Regions from separate parts of the Mus musculus genome. Here regions 1, 2 and 4 are each linked to region 3. The links are chromatin loops, found by intact Hi-C in ENCODE. Cell type or tissue: heart. All regions are shown on one strand. Each heading gives the region's core, and the rest is flanking DNA. Links, peaks and the distances in the headings are about the cores only. Region 1 holds the start of Eri2 (exoribonuclease 2). Region 2 overlaps Tmem159 (transmembrane protein 159). Region 3 overlaps Thumpd1 (THUMP domain containing 1). Region 4 has its middle 3.3 kb from the start of Tmem159.

Region 1 (5,705 bases), core at 244-5,243, 74 kb before region 3:
ACCAGTCAGAATGTCTAAGATAAAAAATTCAGGTGACAGCAGATGCTGGCGAGGATGTGGAGAAAGAGGAACAGTCCTTCATTGTTGGTGGGATTGCAAGCTTGTACAACCACTCTGAAAATCAGTATGGCGGTTCCTCAGAAAATTGGACATAGTACTACCGGAGGATCCAGTAATACCTCTTCTGGGCATATATCCAGAAGATGCCCCAACCGGTAAGAAGGACACATGCTCCACTATGTTCATAGCAGCCTTATTTATAATAGCCAGAAGCTGCAAAGAACCCAGATGCCCCTCAACAGAGGAATGGATACAGAAAATGTGGTACATTTACACAATGGAGTACTACTCAGCTATTAAAAAGAATGAATTTACGAAATTCCTAGGCAAATGGATGGACCTGGAGGGCATCATCCTGAGTGAGGTAACCCAATCACAAAAGAACTCAAATGATATGTACTCACTGATAAGTGGATATTAGCTCAGAAACTTAGAATACCCAAGATATAAGATACAATTTGCTAAACACATGAAACTCAAGAAGAACGAAGACCAAAGTGTGGACACTTTGCCCTTTCTTAGAATTGGGAACAAAACACCCATGGAAGGAGTTACGGAGACAAAGTTTGGAGCTGAGACAAAAGGATGGACCATCTAGAGACTGCCATATCCAGGGATCCATCCCATAATCAGCCTCCAAACGCTGACACCATTGCATACACTAGCAAGATTTTTGCTGAAAGGACCCTGATATAGCTGTCTCTTGTGAGACTAGGCCGGGGCCTAGCAAACACAGAAGTGGATGCTCACAGTCAGCTATTGGATGGATCACAGGGCCCCCAATGGAGGAGCTAGAGAAAGTATCCAAGGAGCTAAAGGGATCTGCAACCCTATAGGTAGAACAACATTATGAACTAACCAGTACCCCTGAGCTCTTGACTCTAGCTGCATATGTATCAAAAGATGGCCTAGTCAGCCATCACTGGAAAGAGAGGCCCATTGTACATGCAAACTTTATATGCCCCAGTACAGCGGAATGCCAGGGCCAAAAGTGGGAGTGGATGGGTAGGGGAGTGTGGGGGGAGGATATGGGGGACTTTTGGGATAGCATTGGAAATGTAAATGAGGAAAATACCTAATAAAAAATATTAAGAAAGAAAGAAAGAAAGAAAGAAAGAAAGAAAGAAAGAAAGAAAGAAAGGAAGGAAGAAAGAAAGAAGGAAGACTGAGCAAGTCCTGAGGAGCAAAGTGGTAGGCAGTCCTCCTCCCTTCCTGGCCTCTGTATCAGTTACTGCCTCCTGGCTCTTGACCTGAATTCTAGTGAAGAATTGTGAATAGGACTGTGATCTGGCTATGAGAGCTGAGATAAACCCATCCCTAGACAAGATGATTTTGGTTATGAGGTCATGGTGTTTTATCACAGCAATAGAGACCCTAACTTATACAATGGCCTTGAGCTAAGGTTAGGTATTTACTATTAACCACTTTTTTGAGTTTCTGTTCTAGGGACTGAATTCTGGGCACATGCAAGGCAAGTCCTCTATTACTGAGCCACACTGCTGACTCTTAGCCACACAGTTTTGAGAAATTTCTTTGTACTACATCATTTCTTAGAACTTTTAAGTGGGGATCACCATACTCCCATTTTACAACAAAGAAATGAAGAAAGAGGTTTAAAAGCCACAGCGGGAATGCAGCCTCCGAAGATCAAGCTTTTTAATCTCTGGACTACCGTTTCCAACCCAGGGGACTTTACAAACATCCATCTGCTTTCTAACCATCCCCACCCTAATCTATATTTTTCCCTATCAGTCAGTTATATAACCACAACTTTAACATGAGAAAATGGTTCAGGCTAAGTGCATTTTTAAATATGTAATGAAAATTTTATATTTAAAATTCTCTTTTCGATGAAACATTTAAAAATACAAATACTAGGGCAAACATTCTTATTACTGGTATCATTCCTCCATCTAATCATTTCCCCAGGATAAATTCCCCATCAAAATGACCATTCATTTTTACTTCTTCATAAATATTGTATAAAAACAAGAGAATCCTGTTTAGGTGTGCATGGATATTCCTGAAATATTTTGTTATACGGATCTTAATAAATGTTTGTTAAATGAATATTCTGTGTACCAGACACTAAGTCAGTTTTAAACTATGGAGAGAGCCTGGACGAGGTGGTACAACCAAGGGAGCAGAGTTGAGTGAGGTCAGTGGGTGAGCCCTTACCCTTCGGCAGGGACCCTTCGGGTGCTGGCGAAAGTGACTCCCAGCCACAAGTGACTTCGGGCCAGCCTGCTGGGCTCTCTCCTCTGCTCACCTTGGCTTGTGGCTCGCGGTCCTGAATATGCGAAGGAGGTCCATCCCGCTCTGTAGCCGAGGCCGAGGAGTTCGGGGCCTCCTTCCTCTTCCTGGAGTTCGCCTCCTCCTTCTCTTGCTCCATCAGGCTGTAGGGGAAAGATCAGCTGGAGCTGAGGACCCCGCGGCGACCAGGAAACCGTGTCGCGGCCTCTCTCCAGCAAAGCGCTAGACAGGAGTGACGGTTGGTTTGTCTCTTGAAGCGGCTCAAACCAGTTTACCACTCTTGGCCCTCGCAAAAAAGGCCACAGACCTACGCCTCCTTTCCTCAATTTAAGCCGTCGCGAAGTTTAAAGCGCTCCCTGAGGCGCGTCGTGCGCAGAGCGAGGGGCTCCCGGTCCTCAAGCCTCTGTCCACGCCCCCGGGTCCCGAACCGCCCCCTATGCAACGCCCACAAACCGCTGGCGACGGCCGCCGCCGCTCTACAAGCGCCCGCTTCCCTTGCCGCGCCGGCGTTTAAACAGACCGGAAGTGGGGGCGTCCGACTTCCGGCCGTTGAACTCTGCGAAACCCAGGGTCCGGGGATGGCGACCAAGAGACTGGCGCGGTACGTTAGGGGGTTCCCCTTAGGGTGGGCGGTGTTCATCCGCAGTCGTTTGGTCTGGATCTGAAAAGGGCCCTGGTCTTCTCGGGCCCCACGTCGCCATTCGCGACAAGTTGGAGGAGCCCGAGAAACCCCGGGTCCTCCCTACCGTGGCATGCTCTATCAGGTCTGTTCATTCTAGACCCCTGGGACCTGGAACGTGACAGCTCTGCACACTGTTCTCAGGCAGGTGCCACTGCGCCCAAGTGACCTGCCTAGTCCAGTTTTATTGTCAGAATTACCACAGACTCTCTCAGGTTTTTTGGGGGGGGGTGGGGGGGAATATGCTGTGCACAGATTTTTGGATGCGTTGTACACATTTGTTGAGATTGTGGACACAGTATCAAACTTACCAGGCATAGTGGAATGGACCTACAATACCAGCATGGAAAGTTGGAGGCCAGCCTGGTCCTCATGGTGATGTTCAAGCAGGCGATGGCTAAATAGTGAGACTGTCTCAAAACAACAACAAAACCAGATTCAAAACAAAACCCCTATCTGATGTATTAATGAATAGCATAGGATTCAAGCGTGAAAAGTCCTGTCAAAGGTTAACATACTATGGCCATCTTTAGGCAAATCATTTACTTTTCTCTTGCATAAAATACAGGTTGCAGACATGTCTACCACCTAGAATTGTTTAAAAGAAGTCACCATCCTAATTAAATATTTGCTGAAGAAGTGACTAGTAAATGTTAGTTTTTCATTCCAAATCCCTACATTGGCCTCACGTCTTGTCTTTTTCAAATAGCCAAAATAACTATTCCAGGTGTCTGTCTACTTAAAGTTGTATTCGTCATCATTTGGGATCTTCCCTTCTTTGGACTGCAGTGTATTGCTGTTGGGAGGTTTGTTTGTTTTGTTTTTGTTTTTGTTTTTAATCATAGATTACCTTTCAGTAGTACTCTGGTAATCTTTCTCCCCTCCATTTTTAGAGTTTAAGCACAGGCATCATCCCCTTGGTACATAGCAAAGGCTTGAAAAATACATCTTTATAGTCAATTCCTCGGTACTACTATAAAACGTGAACAGGTAAGAGTAGTGTTTGTGAAGCCCGCTCAGGTAAAATGGACACTAAACTCAAGAGAGGATGGCCATTCGCACAAGGACCTAGGACTTTTAAAGTCTAGCCCTCCTTTCCTTCAGTCAGTATGCAGCTGTTGTTTGAGGCAGGGTCCTGCTGTGTGCTGTAAGCTGTCCCTCAGTTCAGTTTGGCCGTGGCCTGCTGACTGCTGAGCCTCCAGGTGTGGGGCCCTCACACCCAGCTCCACTTACCGTACATTAGAGATGATTTTGCCATCTGTTTGGGGCTATTACTTTAATATCATATTCTAACTGCAGTGTAAATGAGTTTATTGATCTTCCTGTGTCTTGCATTTTTAGGCGGCTTGGATTAATTAGGAGAAAGTCAGTTACACCAGCAAGTGGAAATCCAGGAGGGAGCAGATTGAGTAAGTCCCACGCTTACGTTACAGTTTGAAGCCTTGCCCTTGGAACATCGTCGGAACCTAAGAACACTGTGGTCTTTTGCAGAACAGTTGTATGCCTACTTAATTGTCGTTGACTTTGAGTCTACCTGCTGGAATGATGGGAAGCACCACAGTAGCCCTGAAATAAGTGAGTGTGGATGGCCAGTGGCCAAAGCTAGTGCTCTAGGAGTCTTCTTAAACATCCTAGATATAAGCCAGCCAATAAGAAAACAATGCTGTAAGCTCGTAGTTTAATATAAAAACTCTGACCTACAAAAGAATAAAATACCAAATACCTGAATGTGATTATCCAAAGTAGCTAGTTGTTTTAAGATTACATTTAAAACTTTGATTAGATACAACTGGAAAAAAAAAGGCTTTTCAATAGTAAAGTATATTTTAATTCATGCTGTGTTCATGTTTAATTGTAAAACAAAATGGGCATACTTTTGATATTCTGACTTATTCCATGGCACAGCTTTATTATAACTTTGCTTCTCACTGCTTTGGGTATTGGAATAAGCTTTTAAGGGAATTGATTTTTTAATGATGCTATTATGAAAGCAGTGTATGTTCAGGATAATTCACATATTCAGACCTGGTATGGTGCAACACACCCTTAATCCCAGCACTCAAGAGGCAGAGACAGGTGGATCTCTATAAATTTGAAACCAGCTTAATCTCGATCAGTGGTTCTCAACCTTCCTAATGCTGTGACCCCTTAATACAGTTCTTCATCTTTTGGTGACCCCCAAACTTAAAATTATTTTTATTGCTACTCACAACTGTAGTTTTGTGACTTTTATGAATCATAATATAAAATATCTGATATGCAACCCCTGTGATAGGGCCATTTGAACCCCAAAGGATATGTGACCCACAGATTGAGATATATTTTGTTTGTTTGTTTTCGAGAGAGGGTTTCTCTGTGTAGCCCTGGCTGTCCTGGAACTCACTCTGTAGACCAGGCTGGCCTCAAACTCAGAAATCCGCCTGCCTCTGCCTCCCAAGTGCTGGGATTAAAGGCATGTGCCACCATGCCCGGCTCAAATTGAGAACTATTGATCTATATAGGTTTCCAGACCAGCCAGAAATAAATAAATAAGTACATAAGTAAATAAATAATAAACAATAAAAAATAAATAAAATATATTTAAGTATTAACCCATGGTTCTTTTATTTAGTTGAATTTCCAGCAGTTTTGTTGAATACAGCAACTGGAGAGATTGAATCTGAGTTTCATGCTTACGTTCAGCCTCAAGAACATCCAATTCTTTCTGAATTTT
Region 2 (5,705 bases), core at 199-5,198, 390 kb before region 3:
AAGCTATAGGAGACTCCAGCCTAGCAGGAGGAAGAGGGTCACAGGAGCGTGCCCCTGGGGCTCCATTTTACCCTATGCCTTCCTGAAGTAATCTCTATGTCTCTGTGTACGTCTGTCTATCCCCATCCTATCCCCCTGCTTCCTGGCTACCATGATGTGAGCTACTTGCTCTGTTCTATCCTGCCCTTGGCACCAGGATGGTCTAAACCCATGATAGAAATATAAGTGCTCCTCCTCCCTCAAGTTGTTTCTCGGCTGTGTATTTGTCAAAGCAACAGAAAGTCTGACGAATGCAAGCTTATAGGTGCTTTGCTTTCCTTCTTCCTCCCCAAATCACGCTATCTGTGGGCTGGAGGGATGGCTCAGTGGTTAAGAGCACTTACCGCTTTTGAAGAGGATTTGAGTTCAGTTCAACCAGAGCAACTGACAATTGCTTGGAACTCCAGTTCCAGAGATCCAATGCCCTCTTCTGGCCTGGCCTCTCCAGGCACTGCACACATGTGTCCCACACACGTGCATTCATACACGTACCATTCAACGCATACAAACACATTACATAAAAGTTTTTAAAATGACAATCAACCTACTTTGATATACTATAAACTTGCAGGAGAAATAATAACTCCATCTCAAGGCTACCTGAGAACAACAGGCCCATAGAGAACTGACCATTTCCACATCTGTCTGGGAGTAGGCTAGCCTGGAAATTATCTAGCCCAAATCTACACCACTGCATACAGCTGAGTTGTTGGAAGGGAAGAATAAAATAAAGTCCATCTGCTTTGAAATGCCTACCTCAGAAGGCAGGTATAAATATTAACTAAGACATGCTAAATGCCTGGTACAGGGTTGGGATTTAGTAAGGCCTCCATCAGGTTAATAAACACACAGACAGTTCTTATCATCTGTGAATACCATGTCTGAAGATTTTTCTACTCACTTAAATGTATCTCTACCCCAAAATCAGTCCTTTGAACATCTTTGATGTCAAGATCAAGTCATCTGACAAGAACATTCCCAGATTGTTATGTGTGCACCCGAGATAAGAGGCCCCATCCTAGAAGACTGTACCGTCTCTCCTCAACTTCACCCTTGGTCTCATCCTTTCTGGGATACTGAGGAGCCAAATTACAGCATAGTGGCCTATTTAATGCCACAATGTTCTCATTCCTTTTTGTTTGTTTGTTTGTTTGTTTGTTTGTTTGTTTTAGTTTTAAGATTAATTTATTGAATGTATATGAGTACAATGTCACTGTCTTCAGACACACAGAAGAGGGCATCAGATCCCATTTCAGACGGTTATGAGCCACCATGTGGTCGCTGGGAATTGAACTCAGGACCTCTGGAAGAGCAGTCAGTGTTCTTAACTATCTGAGCCATCTCTCCAGCCCAAAGTTCACATTCTTAATTTCTGCTTAGCAATTTAAAATATCCACCACCAGCAGCAGCAGCAGCAGCAGCAGCAGTGTCTTTTTGTTACTGATCCTTATGAAGAAAATGCATGCATGTTTGCTCAAGACACAAATTAGCCTCGTGCTAGACCTAAGTTCAATGTCAACAATCAACAGAAAATATATACATTAATGCATCTTTCCAGAAATATGCATAAAATAAGGACATGCACTGATCTGATTACAAAAACACTGGGACTAGAAACTTGCAGGACCTGAGTTCCTTGTTTCCTGCAGAATCGTGATTTGCTAAGTACTTGCTAAGCCAGTGTCAATGGTGATTTCCCACAAGTCATGAGAATGAACTATAAATGTGCAAAGGCCACGAGGACCTTTCTTACTGAACTAACACATCCAAGAAGTCTCAGCCAACTAACTAGAAAGCTGCTTGTCCATCTTAAAAATAGCCTGGTAAACTGGCAGTATGCCAATTGCATTCTGAAGCAAGTCCAAAGAAGGCCTCTGTGAAGCATATGGCTTTAGATGGTAAAGTGTGTGTTTTATAGAAGCTGGTAAAACTATGGTGTCCAATAGGGAAAGAAAATCACAAAACAGTTCCCATCACTTTAGATGCAGACATACTTTTATGTGCACATGGCATAGACGTCTAGAAGATATACAACAAAATGGTAATAGTATTAGCTAGCTGGTACTGTTTACCTTTTTTTTTTTTAAAGATTTATTTATTTATTATATGTAAATACACTGTAGCTGTCTTCAGACACTCCAGAAGAGGGCTCCAGATCTCGTTACGGATGGTTGTGAGCCACCATGTGGCTGCTGGGATTTGAACTCAGGACCTCTGGAAGAGCAGTCAGTGCTCTTAACCACTGAGCCATCTCTCCAGCCCCCTACTGTTTACTTTTTAACAATCTTTTTGTGAATATGCATATACTGTATAAGTGCACACGTGTGCTTTCATGTATGTGAGTGCACATATATGCAATGGTGCACATGTGGAGGTCAGAGGACAACCTCAGGGGCTAGCCCTTGCCTTTCACCTGACCCTCTGAAACAGGGTCTCCATGGGTTGTTGTTCTAGCACTGAATAAGACAGGATACCTAGTCACGAGCTTCCCAGGATCCTGCTGTCTCAACCTCCCACTTTGCCATAGGGACCCTGGGATTAGGGAGATGTTCTCATATGGCCATCTGTGTGTGGATGCTGGGAATTCAAACTTGTAATCTCACGATTAACAGACAAGAGCTTCACCAGTTGGACCATCTTCCCAGCCCTAGCATTCTGTTTACATGCTGAAAGGCATACAGAAAACAATAAAGATCCATACACAAAGAAACTGAGCATCTCAAATCCCACCGCACTGATCTGTGACAGGATACCAAAAAACAAAAAACAAAACAAAACAAAAAAACCATGGCTAGTTTGCATCACAATAATCCTGTGAAGGTAAATAACAGTCTAGATTTCAGAGTTAGTACAAAAAGGAGTGTGAAATATTCTCTTTTCCATTAATTTTTATAATGATGGCATGCTGAAATGATACAATTTTTGGTATATTAACTAAAATATATTCTTAAAATTAACCCATTGCTTCTTTGCAGTTCGGGTTGGGTACCAGAAAATGTGAGTGCACCCATGGCTCAAGAATCATTGCTGCTGGATGATGGAGTTCTAGTGGAACACAAAACTCAGACCGTAAATGAGGCACTGGCTGGCTTCTTTGCTTAGGGGAACAAATGAGTCAAGCATTTCAAAGAAAAGAATAGTGTCTGCTGTATAGACTAAGAATAGCTTCTTTAGATCCAGCCAAAGAATGGCAGTGACCACAAGGGGCCACTATCCAACCAAATTCTGCACCATATGGGATGTAACTAGTGGTCTGTGATTCTCGGTGACTTCCAGGAATCTTCCTTAATTTGGAGGTGTCTTGAAAACAATCTTCCTTCCCATTCACCTGCTGTCCTACTGCCCTGAATGTCACTATGACGGCTGATGCTCTAGCAGCCACAATGAACATGGATATGAAGGTCACACTCAGACATAGTAGGGTACTAGGAGGAAGATTCCTGACTTATTGTAGATTTCTATTTGAGAAAGAAACAGTGTCCAATCTTGTTCAGACCAGTGTTTTCAGGGTTTCCCATTATATGTGGCATTGGGCACTGACCTTTGAGTTATTCAGGAAAGACTCTAACAGCAAACCCAGCTTCCTTTGCAGCTCCTGTAAGTCTCTGGAGACACTCGGGGGCTCTTCTTTGGCCATCTTGAAATGTCTGTCAGTCTCACTCTAGAGTAAACTCTCTACCAGGAAATGCATTACTGTAGTACGTAGCCCAATCTCTCATGTCCCCCCGTCTCTTGCTATCGCTGAAGGAAACAAAAAAAAAAATAATTATTAGCAATCTCCAAGGAGCTCGGACCATCCCCAATACATTAACAGCAGGCATGCAGATGAATATAATTTGACAATATTTATCAATTTAAGCTGCACATACTTTGACCCAGCAATTTATTTTTTATGAACCTAAATAAGATAGATATGTGAAAAATACTCATAGGATGTATATCATATTCCTGTTTGTTACATAAAAAGACCAGCAAGATAGGAGGAAAAAGCTAAATCCATTTATTATTTATTATGAACACTTCACTGTTTTATACACACACACACACGGTGTAGAAAAAGATCCAGAAAGGCTATTCTCCGAGAACTTATGCCAAACAAGAAAACTGATTGTACTGTACTATTCAATCTCACCCCTCCCCCTTCTCGCTACCCTACCACTCCAGGCTTCCTTTGCTCTGACAACAGGGGCTTGGGGTGCTTTTTCTTCTTTCTTTGGCTCCCAAGAACCTTGTACAATGCCACACTTTATTTATGTGTGGTGAGGTCTTCACTAACAAGACCTGTCCCCGAGGCCTTGGCACAATTATTTTCTGTGATTCAACAACAGCCTGGAATGTATAAGACAGTCCCTTTCTCACGTCGTTTATGCATTTTTCATTATGGCAATGAATCAAATTAGATATGCTTTTAACCCCGGCTGAGTTTTCAAATAAAAATATTATTCTATATTAATATATTATTCTTATTTCATGTCTCCTAGAACACCTTTCTGGGTTGGAAAGCATAGGATCTCCTTGCAGCTAACCTAGTGTTCTTATAAACCTGCGCTCAGTAGATTCTATCACAGTGCCCCAAATGACTGAATATACCACTTGCCCATTATGTGCAAACACACCTTACCAGTGTCTACACTACAGAGCCTAGTATGCACACCTCCATCACACCAGCTAAAGATTCTCTCCCCTTGGTCAGGGGAGAACCAACGTCAGCACCATTATTTATGTTGTTAAAGCAGCAGCTCCGAGTTAGTGCTGAATTTAGATGGCCCCAGGCTTCAGTTTACCTAATCACATTTCTACAGCGGGCTACAAGTCAAAATACACCATTACAACTCGTCTTTGGCCTGGGAAACATGCAAATGCCACGGAACCGGTCTGGGGAGTCTGCTGAAAGCTAGGGTAGGAAGAATGCGGAGGAGGACCGCAGTCAGGCACACTCATCTACCTAGCCACCAATTTTCTGACCATCTACTCCTTCTAGGGTCCTCTTCAGAGCAGCATCACAGGGAAGGTGGGAAGGCACCACCCCAACCAGCCTAGAGGTGCCCCGCCTACTCTCCGTTTTAGGGGGCCTAACCAGGTTCTCTAAGATCGTGCTCCGCCCCTTCTAAGATTCCAAATAAAGCTTTGCCTCCGGACTCTCGCGTCTTGCAAGCAAACCGCCACCGCGAACGTTCCAGCTGCGGGTCCGGTCGAATCCCCAGATGGGGGCAGGCCTTCGGGGCGCCTGGGAATCTATCCTGGTCCCCATTTCCGATGAGGGTTGAGACTTTCTGTTCTAAGGCTAGGGATCCATGGAGGAAACCGGTGTGATGCAGATGGGGGTCTGATCACGACTACGGGGCATAGAAACTAGGAGATCCGAACTCAGGGGAATTGGGCATCTCGTCACTGATCATCTGGGGCAAACCCACCTTTGACACCTGTAGCTCCCTCCTGCTGTGGCGAATAGCACCCTTGTTGACCAATCCTAGGGAAAAGGTGCGGACGCCGAGACAAGACTTTATTTACATCTTCCCATGCACGTTTCCCAAGAGGAAGTAGGACCTCTGCGTGGGTTGGCATTGGTGGCCTTCCCCGCACGTCCCCCACCTCCGGCCCCCAATCTAGCTACTAGTGGGTAAGCACGGGATGGCTGGAAATGGTGGATGAGATCTCCCCATGAG
Region 3 (5,705 bases), core at 316-5,315:
TGAGCCATCTCTCTGGCTCCAGTTTTAAAGTTTATGTGAGCTACCAGCACTTCCTGAATTGGGCCGGTTCACACGGCACGTTGTTAAGTCCTCCTCATATCGCCAAGGGATGTGAATGGAAGGGTTTTATCTGGCAAATATTAAACCAAGCAAAGAGATTATTTTCATGGTTGTTGTTCAACTCATTGCTTTATCGGGACTATCCCTCTTGAAGGCAGTGTACTCGCAAACCAGTGTACTTGGTTTAGGTCTTAAGTGCCTTCCAAGCACCATGTATTAAAGACTTATTATCTTTATGTGATGCTACTAGGAGAGTGTGGAACTGTTGAGAGCTGAGAGAAATTAAATCTTGTGGTACAACCCTGTAATTCAGGATTTCAAATGAAGCCCTATCTGGTGCACAGAACAAGTTCAGACCAATTTGGAGAACTAAGTTAGACTCTATTTATGAATAAAAGTTAAGAAAAGGATTGGGATATAGCTTAGTGGTCTGGCTTATGCCTTTGTCAGATCCCTAGTACTAAACAAAGAGGTAAGGCTTAGTGAGATGAAATTTGGCCACTGAGCATGTGACCGCATGGGACTAATAGAAACTCAGACCCCACCCTAAACTCTGTCTTACCTTCTGGACACCAGGAGATGAGAATCTTTCTTGTATTGGTTCTTGTCATAATGTATATTGTCTCACCCAGTCAGAAGCAATGGCATCAAGTGGCTTTGAATTGAGACCTCTAAACTCTGAGCTGAAACAAATCTTGTCTTATGTTAAGCTGGTTATCTGGAGTTTCTTGGGTCAGTAACAGAAAATGACAACATAACTAATGCAACCAGTTGGTTTCCTGTGATGGACTGAGTTTATTCTTAGTTTTCTCTGAAATTCCAAGTTCTAGGCTTCAGTTTTCCTATGTGGGGACCAGGGTGTTAGGCTTTCCACTTAATTACTATAAAACACTAGCTGAGATCTATCTATTCTATTCTCTATCTAAGATCTATACTATACTATCTAAGCTATACTAAGATCCAGGTAGGTATGTCACACTCTATCTTCCTTTTCTTTTGTTTTCTTTTCTTCTTCTTCTTTTTTTCTCTTTTCTTTTTGGTTTTTTTTTTTTTTTTTTTTTGAGACAGGGTTTCTCTGTATAGCCCTGGGTGTCCTGGAACTCACTTTGTAGACCAGGCTGGCCTTGAACTCAGAAATATGCCTGCCTCTGCCTCCCGAGTACTGGGATTAAAGCTGTGCGCCACCACACCTGGCCCTATTTTTCTTAAACGGTTATCTTTTCTTCTCCCCTATTACTTGGATGAAGTTTGTAGGTAAACCAAAAGAGAGCACCTTTCATGGTTCCCGGGCATTCCCATCAACCCAGGGTTGTCTGGGCCACCTTTCCACTGGGCACTGACATCAGCCTTTCTTTTCCTAATCAGGAACATCACTTCTCCAATTAACCCTACTGTCATGTGTGTTAGGGTTCTAAAATCCAAACCACCCAAGCAGGCACAAGGGTCCAGCAAAGCATGATCTTTATTTGAATTAGGCAGCAAGAACCAACCAGTCAGGGACAACAGCACAGACTTGGGAGCCTAGTGCATGTTCAAATGTCCATCTCAGTAAGGATGTAAACAGATGACAAAATGTACTCAGGGTGATACTGATGGATCAGGGACACAGGGGCTAAACTGCATCCCTAAACCAGGATGTTTCAGAGTGTTTAAGCCCATGTATATGTGTGTATATGAGCACACCTGGCTGTTAGAGGACAGTTGCCAAGTTGGCTTCCCTCTTTTCACCATGTGGGGTCCTGGGATCTTCAGACTTGGGAGCAAATGCTTTTTCCAGCTGAGTTGGCTTGTTGGTCCAGAAAGAGGTTTTTTTTAAATTCTTGAGTTACTTCTACAATCCATCACACATTGTGTGTGTGTGTGGATGAGATAATCTTTTTGGAACAAAACTGCTTTTGTCTCAATCGTTTTGTTCAGAAGCAAGAAATGTAACGTTCCTGTCAAAACCAGGGGTATGCAGAACATCTTACCAATTGGTCACTCTCACATGTTAGGACATCCGTGTCTAACAGAGGCAAGGAGAAAGAGATGAATACAGTAGCTCTAGTATTAATATAGACACATTTTACAACTTAGTGTTTAATGCTCTCACGGTGCCAGGGTCTGCCTTCACTGAGTCCCTTCTGTTCCTCATGGTAATATGGTAGACTCCAGTGACTCCTGAGAAACCTAATAAGGACAATAAATGTCATGTTCTGCTGATGGCACGACCTCCGTTCTTTAAACAGCGACTAGCACGATAAACCTTAACTTTAAAACAAACAAATATGAACGGGTAAATAAACCATTTCTTTGTGAGCACGTTTTACACTCTGCTGGAGTTCAAAATCTACGTTTACGTCCAGAGCCCACTTGGAAGCTGTTGTCACTTTATGCGAGGACTGGGCGGCACCGGAGCCACCGGAAGGCGGCGTGCAGGACCGCTTGGGCAAACTGTCGCGTACGTGTGACGCAATCACCCCGCGTCCGCGCAGACGAAGACGCCAAGGAACGTGGATAGTAGGAAGCATGGCGACCACCGCCCAGCAGTCCCCTCAGCCTGTTGCCGGAAAGCGCAAAGGCAAATCCCAGTTCCTGCCGGCCAAGCGGGCCCGACGCGGTGACGCAGGCGGCCCGCGGCAGCTGGAGCCCGGCCTGCAGGGCATCCTCATCACCTGCAACATGAACGAGCGCAAGTGCGTGGAGGAGGCCTACAGCCTGCTCAACGAGTACGGCGACGACATGTACGGGCCGGAAAAGGTACGAGCCTTGGGGAGAGCGAGCCGCCCGTGGGCTCTTCTGGGGTGCGGAGGCGGCAGTTGCTTCAAAGCGCCAGTACAGTGCTTGAATGACCCCGCTTACCTTCCCGCCCCTAAAGTGGCTACTATTGCGGTCATGTGCCTGGTGGGCGTGGGCCTCCGGGCTGGCTCTTTAGGCTTTCTTGACATCACTAACGACAGTGACTCCCACGTCTCGATTGCCTTCTGTGGACCAGGGAGTGTGCTAAAACCCGTTCGGATGTGTACCTCTCGCGTCAGTGCGAAGTTGCTACAAGCTAAGATCTGAGATAGTGAAAGGGATGCTATTTTCCAAGTGCCCTTGAAAATACATTTCAGATCTCATCCTATGGCGGTTTGGCAGCCCCAATATTATTTGGCTTAGATCCCGGATACACCTGCACACTCTGAAGTGTGGAGAAAGATAGTGTAGCAGGCCCCACTACTAGAGAGGAGGGGGGCAGAATAGGAATTTGTAAAGGCTCCTTCAGTGTACACAATTATTTTTATTACCTGATTGAAAATGACCTTGGTAGGACAGGACCCTGTCTATGCTGGTGCCTCGTGCAAGTTCCCTTTTTGTGGAGCCCCTTTTGTTTTTGACAGAAGACTTTGCTGGCTACCTCAGGTTGGCCTCAGCTCCCCAGGTGTAGGGATTGCAAGCACCGGCCACTGCTTTGTGTGCTCTCTTTCTTATAGTGGGAGTAAGGGATTTTATTTAGTTCTCTCATACATTTGGTTCTAATCCTATCACAGCCACATTGCCTGCCTGCCACTATCCAGATGGGTCTGAAAGCATTTTCAGATGACACATACCACACACAGGGAATTAATTTATTTATTTATTTATCTATCTATTATATGTAAGTACACTGTAGCTGTCTTCAGACACACCAGAAGAGGGCATCAGATCTCATTACGGGTGGTTGTGAGCCACCATGTGGTTGCTGGGATTTGAATTTCGGACCTTCGGAAGAGCAGTCGGGTGCTCTTACCCACTGAGCCATCTCACCAGCCCGGGGAATTTATTTCTTAATGTACATTTTGGAAGTTGTATTTTATTAATCTAATAAAGAAATTTATTTGTCAACATTGAGACCTCTGCCACTGGGGGTTTCACATAAGTAGTTAATTACAGCATTTGAACATGAGGTGTTCTGTAATTTTTGCCTGTTGGTTTTTATATAAACAGTTTATAGACAAGGACCAGCAGCCCTCTGGAAGTGAGGGAGAAGACGATGATGCAGAGGCTGCCTTGAAGAAAGAAGTTGGTGACATTAAGGCTTCTACAGAGAAGAGGCTGAGAAGATTCCAGTCAGTGGAGAGTGGAGCGAATAATGTAGTCTTCATCAGGACGCTTGGGATAGGTATGTCTGACTGACAGCCCTAAGATCATCAATCCCATAGTATCTGGGCATTTCTGTCTTAGCAGATGCTGCCTAGACAACGGCTCCCCAGGTATAGCTGTTAATTATTCTGTGGAACGTTTCCACATTCCATCAACAGTATATCAGTTTCCGAAGGTTTTGGAAAGGTTTTCAGATGACACATACCACACTCAGGGAATTTGCTTCTTACTCCACACTGTGGAAGGGGTGCCATTTTAGTTTCCTAACAATGTAGAGTGGTGGAGGGTGGTGAGCATTGGGTAAGGGTAGGGACCTGGCTGTGCTGCATCCTTCCTTTAGTAACTCAAGGCAGAGTGAAAGCGTGTATTCTGTCTCAAAAGAGCAGCTGCTACTTAGTTCCAGGTAGTTACCATTTAGGAATAGAGGGCCTGATCCACTTAAAACCTGGAAATAGAATTCCTTTGACTTTCAAATGTGGTCACTAATTTGGAAATATTAGCACTGTTGTCTTGGGCAGATGTGTTAGTTGGGAAGTAGCCAGTGAATCACCGTGTCACACGGTGCTCTGTGTGCTGGGATTCTTTCCCAACTGAGAGCTGGACTTCTGTACTCCTTAACTAATGAATTAGGGCTTTAAGTTACAGATTTTGTTTTTGTAAAAATATGCTGTGTAATGCTTGTTACTCTAATTTGTATTACAAGAAGACAACAGTAAGGTGTTGTGGTTTAAGTTTGATTCCGAGACTATCAACATTTATATTTGGTAGGATCTTGAGAAATACTAGATGGATGGAAAATAAAAACAAAAAAGTCTTGTTTTTTCTTTTCTTTTTTTTCTTGTGTTTCTTCTTTTTTTTTCCCCTTTTTCTCTTAGAACCTGAGAAATTAGTGCATCATATTCTCCAGGATATGTACAAAACCAAGAAAAAGAAGACAAGGGTTATTCTACGAATGCTGCCCATCTCAGGCACATGTAAAGCTTTTTTAGAAGATATGAAAAAATATGCAGAAACATTTCTGGAACCCTGGTTTAAAGCCCCAAACAAAGGGACATTTCAGATTGTATACAAATCTCGAAACAATAGCCATATGAATAGAGAAGAAGTTATTAAAGAGTTGGCAGGTAAGTTCTCTTAGTAATTTTATATAGCCTGCTCTGGTTTATGCTTAAAAATTTTTAAGTTTAGTACATTTTTTTCTTCACCACATGTATCAGATCTAAGTAATACTGATATGTGAGGTAGATCCTCTGGTAGAATTCTTTGCAAATCAAAATTGACTATTTGGGAAGATACAGTGGCCTGCCTATACCCATGGGTGATTGGTCATTAGATCTCCTAGGGATACCAAACCTGTGAGTGCTCAGGTAAGTCTTATATAATGTTGGCTGCCTTGGTATAGTGTTTGCATATAACCTGCACATGTTCTCTTATATATTTTATACTATCTCTGGATTACTTAGAATACTAAGTCTGGTGGAACTTCTGTGAAAGTAGTTAAGTTCTCTTATGTAGAGATAATGAGAATTAAAATCTGTCTG
Region 4 (5,705 bases), core at 377-5,376, 380 kb before region 3:
AGACAGAACTAGTTCTGGATTTGCCCCCAGAGTTCAAGTCATACCAGTCAATCAGTTAGGTACCTCCTGTACTGGAAGGTCCTAGTCATTACGCAAATGCAAGTGTTAGCAGTTAGAGAATCTTAGAGATGGATTATCTCCGTTTTACAGTTTTGAAGACAAAAACGAAGGAAGAGCTAGAAGGATTAAGTTCACAAATAAACTCAAATCCTCGTCTCAAGGACCCGTGATAGAGACACCCATGTTTGCTGGTTCCAAGTCTGAGGTGCCTCGTTCGTTACTCAATGTCAATACTGGCATTTAAGATGGGATGAATCTGTTTCTGAGATGTCCTGTGAGCACTGTGGGCTGCTTGGTAACATTCCTGGGCTCCACCCACGAAATAAAAACAAACACATTAACAGCCCCTCCCAGCTGTGATAACTTAAAATGCTTCCCAGGGGTTGGGGATGTGGCAAGGTCAGAAGCACTGTCTTTGAGCTTAGAGCAGAAAACTACAGGCTGGGGCTGTGGAGGCCCCATCTCAGGGCCCAAGTCTGGCTACGACTGTGTGACTGTGTGCTGAAATTACCTTTCTGAGCCACGTCTTCTTTACCCATTAAATGGGGAGAAGGGCAAGCCCAGGTACTTGTCTGCTACTAAACAGGTCTGTCTTAGTCAGGGTTTTACTGTTGTGAACAGACACCATGACCCAGGCAAGTCTTACAAAAAACAACATTTAGCTGGGGCTGGCTTACAGGTTCAGAGGTTCAGTACATTATCAAGGTAGGAGCATGGCAGCATTTAGGCAGGCATGGCACAGGCAGAGCTGAGAGTTCTATGACTTCATCCAAAGGCTGCTAATGGAAGACTGACTTCCAGGCAACTAGGGTGAGGATCTTAAGCCCACACCCACAGTGACACACCATTCCAACAAGGCCACCTCTCCAAATGGTGCCACTCCCTGGTCCAAGAATATACAAACCATCACATTCCACTCCCTGACCCCCATAGACTTGTTCAAACACATGAGTCTATGGGGGGCCATACTTAAACATAGCATAATGAAAAATGCATTTAGTCCAGTTTTCAAAGTCCTCATAGTCTATAGCAGACTCATGTTAAAAGTTCAAAGTTCAAGGTCTCTTCTGAGATTCATCCAATCACTTAACTGTAATCTCCAAAGAAAGACAGGAAACCAGCTGGGCAAACTCCAAACTCTGCATCTCCATGGCTGATGTCAAAGCAATCTTCAGATCTCCACTCCTTTTTCCTCTTTGTTGTCTGCAAAAAAAAAAAAAAAAAACAAAAACAAAAACAAAAAAAACAAAAACAAAAAAAAAAACAAACTGCTTTTTTCTGGGCTGGTTCCACTCCCTGTTAGCAGCTTTCCTCAGCATGTATCCCATGTCTCTGGCATCTTTAACATTTTTGAGTTTCCAAGGCAATTTCAATGTTACAGCTTCTTGCTTCAGTGTCTGGGATTCCACTTGATCTTTTGGGCTCCTCCTAAGGGCTGGCATCACTTCTCTAGCTCTGCCCTCTGTAGCACTCTAAGCTCAGGTTGATCCACTCCACTACATCTGCTGTTCTTGGTGATCATCCCATGGTACTGACATCTCCAATACACTGGGGTGTTCCACTCCAACTAGGCTTCCCCAATAGCCTCTCATAGGCTCTCTTCATGGTGTCAAACCTCAAATCCTTTGCATGACCCCTTCAGTCCTGGGCCATCAACTACAGCTGAGGCTACACCTTCTCCAATGGCCTTCCATGACCTCTCACAGTGCTGAGCTTCAGCTCTTCTTCCTGACACCTTCATGCCTTCAAAACCAGTACCACCTAAGTGACTCTAACACATTACCAAGTCCAGCCGCAGCACAAGATACAACCTTGGCTATCTCTGGAACACAGCTTCTTTGTGCTCCCAGAAAACAATTCTCAGAAGATTTCACCTCAGTGATGCCGGTCTCTTCTTAATCATTGCTAATTTCTTAGCTCCAGCTGACCAGCATCAATTGTCCCAGTAGTTCCTTCCATTCTTAACTCTAGAGCCAGAGCCACATGGCTGAAGCTGCTGAGGTCTTCTGCTTACAGGAACTAGAACATGATCCCCTTGTACTATTACATTATCACTAGCTTTATGTTTTCTAAATCCTTCACTGCCTAAGCTTGGCTATCCTGGTTCTTGCTCTGTAGATTGACCTTGAATGCAGAGATCAGCATTCCTGTCTCCTGGGATTAAAGGTGTGTACCACCATGATGGATCTAAATTTAGCTGGGTAGGATCTTGCCCCAAAGTCCCACTCCCTTAATCTGTTATCTCCTAGAACACAAGATTTTGTTCTATTTCACTTCCTGGCACCCCTTTAATATTCGAACCATATATTTTATATTTTTCCTTTCTAAGCTTGCTGTGATTGTTCAAACTTCTCTTCCTATTAATTAGCCAGAGAACAAAGCTGGGCTTTTTTAAAAACTTCGTTTGTCAATGCAATTAATCTGAGTCTCTTCACCTCAGCCTCAGGCTGACTTCTCAGACAAGGGCAAAAAGTAGCCACATTCTTCACCAAAAATTTCACAAAAACAGTCTTTATGCCACATTCTGAAATTCTTCTCCTTTGAAATCTCTTGGGCCAGGTCAACACAGGTCAAATCACTCCCATCAACAAAGTCTTCCATATTCCTACTAGGATGACCCATTAAGCCCCATTTGAAGGATTTCACTGCTTTCCAAATCCAAAGTCCCAAAATCCACATTCTTTCAAATAAAAGCATGGTCAGGCACAGCAATACCCCAGTCCCTGGTACCAACTTCTGTATTAGTCAGGGTTTTACTGCTGTGAACAGACACCATGACCAAGGCAAGTCTTATAAAAAAACATTTAATTGGGGCTGGCTTACAGGTTCAGAGGTTCAGTACATTATCATCAAGGTGGGAGCATGGCAGCATCCAGGCAGGTATGGCTCAGGCAGAGCTGAGAGTTCTATGTCTTCATCCAAAGGCTGCTAGTGGAAGACTGACTTCCAGGCAACTAGGGTGAGGGTCTTAAGCCCACATCCACAGTGACACACTATTCCAACAAGGCCATAGCTCCAAATGGTGCTACTCCCTGGTCCAAGAATATACAAACCATCACAAGTTCTCAGGTTCTTTTCACCCAAAGGCCCTGTACCCATTGCATCCTGAAGAGTAACTCTGGGTAAAAAAGAGAAACCATGGGGGTTTTACTGAAGACAACAGAAAAGATACCTTTAAAGAACTGCGTACCTATCAAGCACATAATAGGGACTCAAAAACATTTCATGGGAGGAGAAGGAAGGGTAGGAAGGTAGCTCAGCGGTTAAGAGCCCTGCTTGCTCTCCCAGAGGACCGAGCTTCCATACTCAGTATTCACAAAGCAGGCCATAACCCTAACTGTGACTCCGGTTCCAAGGAATCTGGCGCCCTCTCCTGGCCGCAGTGGGCACTCTATGCATGTGGTGAAAAAACACGTACCAACAAAACACACATACGCATTAAGTAAGTAAGTAAGTAAGTAAGTAAATAAATAAACGAATAGATAAATAAATTAATAAATGCTTTACAGATACATTCCAGGAGGTTGGGAGATGGTGGTAGGTTGTTTTCCTGGCATACCCTTGGGTTGTGTATCTAATCCCTATCACTAGGAGAAATTGATGTTACTTCAGCCACCTTATGTTCCAAGAAATAATTAAGCTGGTAACAAAAAAAAAAAAAATGAGCTTGGAGATGACTGATGGGGGTGGTAAGAAGTTTAAGGAATTTCACTCCAATTCCACTGACATCAGAAAGGGGAAATGAAGCACACAGTGGACCATGAGTAGTCAAGGGCGTGTCCCTGAAGTTTTTAGTTTCAGGCACTCTCGTCTGGCTTTACACTTTCGGTAGCTGCAGTACCACACAGTCCTCACCCAGGGAGCTGGGGATGGGTTTGTTTTCCTTAGACCAAGCTGTGGAATATTGAGGCGTCTCTGGGATTTCAGCTCAAGGGTGCCACCTAGGGACAGCTCTTTGATCCTCTAATCCTCCTCCCCGTGCATCTTTGTTGTGCTTCTCCTGGAGAGTCGCTGCCTCTGCTTCCATTTCTCCTCTTGGGGGTGGGGAATCTACTAGCACCTCTGTAGCATCAAGAACTTGACTCTTGAGGAACATTCGAAGGATTTATAAAATAAACCCATGGGAAGCGTCTCCTAGGCCTTTCCACAGCTTCTTACAGCAGTGGACTGAATATTTTTATCCCTTCATCCCCTGATGTGATGGTACTAGGTGGTGGGGTGGGGACCTTTTCGAGGTCAATAAGTCAAGGAGATGAAGCAAGCCCTTATGAATAAGATCAATGCCTTATAAGGGGAAGAGCGGAGAGGAGAAGAAAAGGAAGGAGAGGAGCGAGAACTTTACCTCTTTCTACTAGGGTACTAGGAAAGAACACAACAAAAAGCTAGCTGTCTAGACTCCCTGCCGGAATTTCACCATGCTGACACCCAGACTTCAGACTTCCAGCCTTTTGAATTATAAGAAATGTTTCTTGTTGTTGGTTTTCTTTTTTAATAAGTCATCAGCCTGTAGCGGTCATACTAGCCCCAATGGACCTAACATACTTGTTCTAGTTAAGCAATTTTTTCACCCCTCTGAGATCTATCCTGAGCACTTGGCTATGAAGAATAAGAAATTGGGGGTGGGGGGTGGGATGTCTTCAGCAATGCATTCACTTTAACTGTTAATAGCCAGAGCGGGAACATGACCTAAATCCAGCTGACCTCTCCTCTCATGTGGTGGGCACGAACACCCGCAGATCACATCCATCAGTGAACAGAAGGTCTGGTTTTAATATCTTTGAACACAGCTAGTGTTGAAAGCACATTACAATATTTCAGACAAGAGCCTGACTCCTTACCCAGGAGCCCATGGGCTCATTAGCCCCATGCTTCTCTCTACCCTTCACACACATGGATGCAAGTCTGTGCAGCTCACTGACACAAAGGGCTGATCCTGTACAATTTATTTATGTGCTGAGCAGCAAAGCCAGACCTTGTATGTGCTAGGCAAGTGTTCTACTACATGCGAGCCACATCCCAGACCCTTTGTGTACTTTATGGTAAGAAATATTATCATAAGGAATGAGGAAGGTCAGGTTACTTTAAAGTATAGAGAGCAGAACCTTGAGCATAAAGTGGAAAAATTCTGAGTTGCTTGGTGTTTTTAATGGAGCTGAAAACATTTATGCCTTGGGAAGTTGCTCTGTGGAAAGAACAGTAAAGAAAAGTTTCATGTTGTATCCACTCTGATAAAGAAGAGTCAAGGTCAGAAAACTTTGCATCTCTGTTTTACTTTCCTCGAGCATGGAATTAAGGGAACAGGAGATGGGGAGACAGGCATGCACCACAGCATCCTGAAGGAATTTAACAAGTCTAACTTGGTTTTGAAAGAATTTTGAAAGCAGCCATTTAATAAGCCCTTTGGATGCTGGTGCAATGGTGAATCTTGGGTAGGTGTGTGTTAAGTATAAGTGCTTGTGTGCCTGTGACTATTATATTGGTACTAGCCACAACATTCATAAAGAGCCTGTTGCATTGGATGACAAAATTGTCCCAACCTGACCAGGACAGAGGACATTCTCAAGATGCAAAACTACAGTGGCAAAAGTGGGGAAATTCTCTTAAAACCAAGTTTACCAATCATGCACTGGGCTGATCTCCAGTAT

The links. A loop is a pair of places that touch in the nucleus more often than their neighbours do. Peaks named below come from ENCODE experiments on the same cell type or tissue, not always from the same donor. Only the 100,000 strongest peaks of a DNase experiment are listed, where the experiment ranks them.
Region 1: a loop joins it to region 3, with 5 times the contacts of the local background. A loop is called at or near these places in 8 of 42 quality-filtered maps.
Region 2: it touches region 3 in a loop (4-fold over the local background); 3 of 42 quality-filtered maps call a loop at or near these places.
Region 4: a loop joins it to region 3, with 2.1 times the contacts of the local background. A loop is called at or near these places in 3 of 42 quality-filtered maps.

Annotation. Positions count from the first base shown.
Region 1 is chr7:119,791,127-119,796,831 of GRCm38, reverse strand. It overlaps Eri2 (exoribonuclease 2), which reads left to right and starts at 2,774. Exons shown (of 9, transcript NM_027698.5): 1 at 2,774-2,914; 2 at 4,334-4,401; 3 at 4,484-4,567; 4 at 5,604-5,705. The coding sequence starts at 2,892. Rexo5 (RNA exonuclease 5) reads right to left here and starts at 2,710. Exons shown (of 20, transcript NM_001370778.1): 1 at 2,621-2,710; 2 at 2,330-2,456. The coding sequence starts at 2,452. In heart, for the core only: no CTCF peak of the experiment used is centred there; a DNase peak (open chromatin) is centred at 2,801; H3K4me3 peaks cover 2,480 bases; H3K27ac peaks cover 1,473 bases.
Region 2 is chr7:120,102,705-120,108,409 of GRCm38, reverse strand. It overlaps Tmem159 (transmembrane protein 159), which reads right to left. Exons shown (of 5, transcript NM_145586.1): 2 at 3,581-3,780. The coding sequence starts at 3,676. Among named protein-coding and RNA genes, the nearest start is that of Tmem159, 3.1 kb to the right of the region's middle. In heart, for the core only: a CTCF peak has its summit at 3,237 (motif pointing right); no DNase peak of the experiment used is centred there; H3K4me3 peaks cover 457 bases; H3K27ac peaks cover 136 bases.
Region 3 is chr7:119,717,605-119,723,309 of GRCm38, reverse strand. Thumpd1 (THUMP domain containing 1) reads left to right here. Exons shown (of 5, transcript NM_145585.3): 2 at 2,406-2,799; 3 at 4,009-4,183; 4 at 5,040-5,288. The coding sequence starts at 2,569. Among named protein-coding and RNA genes, the nearest start is that of Thumpd1, 3.2 kb to the left of the region's middle. In heart, for the core only: a CTCF peak has its summit at 2,465; DNase peaks (open chromatin) are centred at 2,519 and 2,879; H3K4me3 peaks cover 1,724 bases; H3K27ac peaks cover 1,580 bases; H3K27me3 peaks cover 9 bases.
Region 4 is chr7:120,096,312-120,102,016 of GRCm38, reverse strand. No RefSeq gene overlaps it. Among named protein-coding and RNA genes, the nearest start is that of Tmem159, 3.3 kb to the left of the region's middle. In heart, for the core only: CTCF peaks have their summits at 3,434 (motif pointing left) and 4,021; DNase peaks (open chromatin) are centred at 3,396 and 3,976.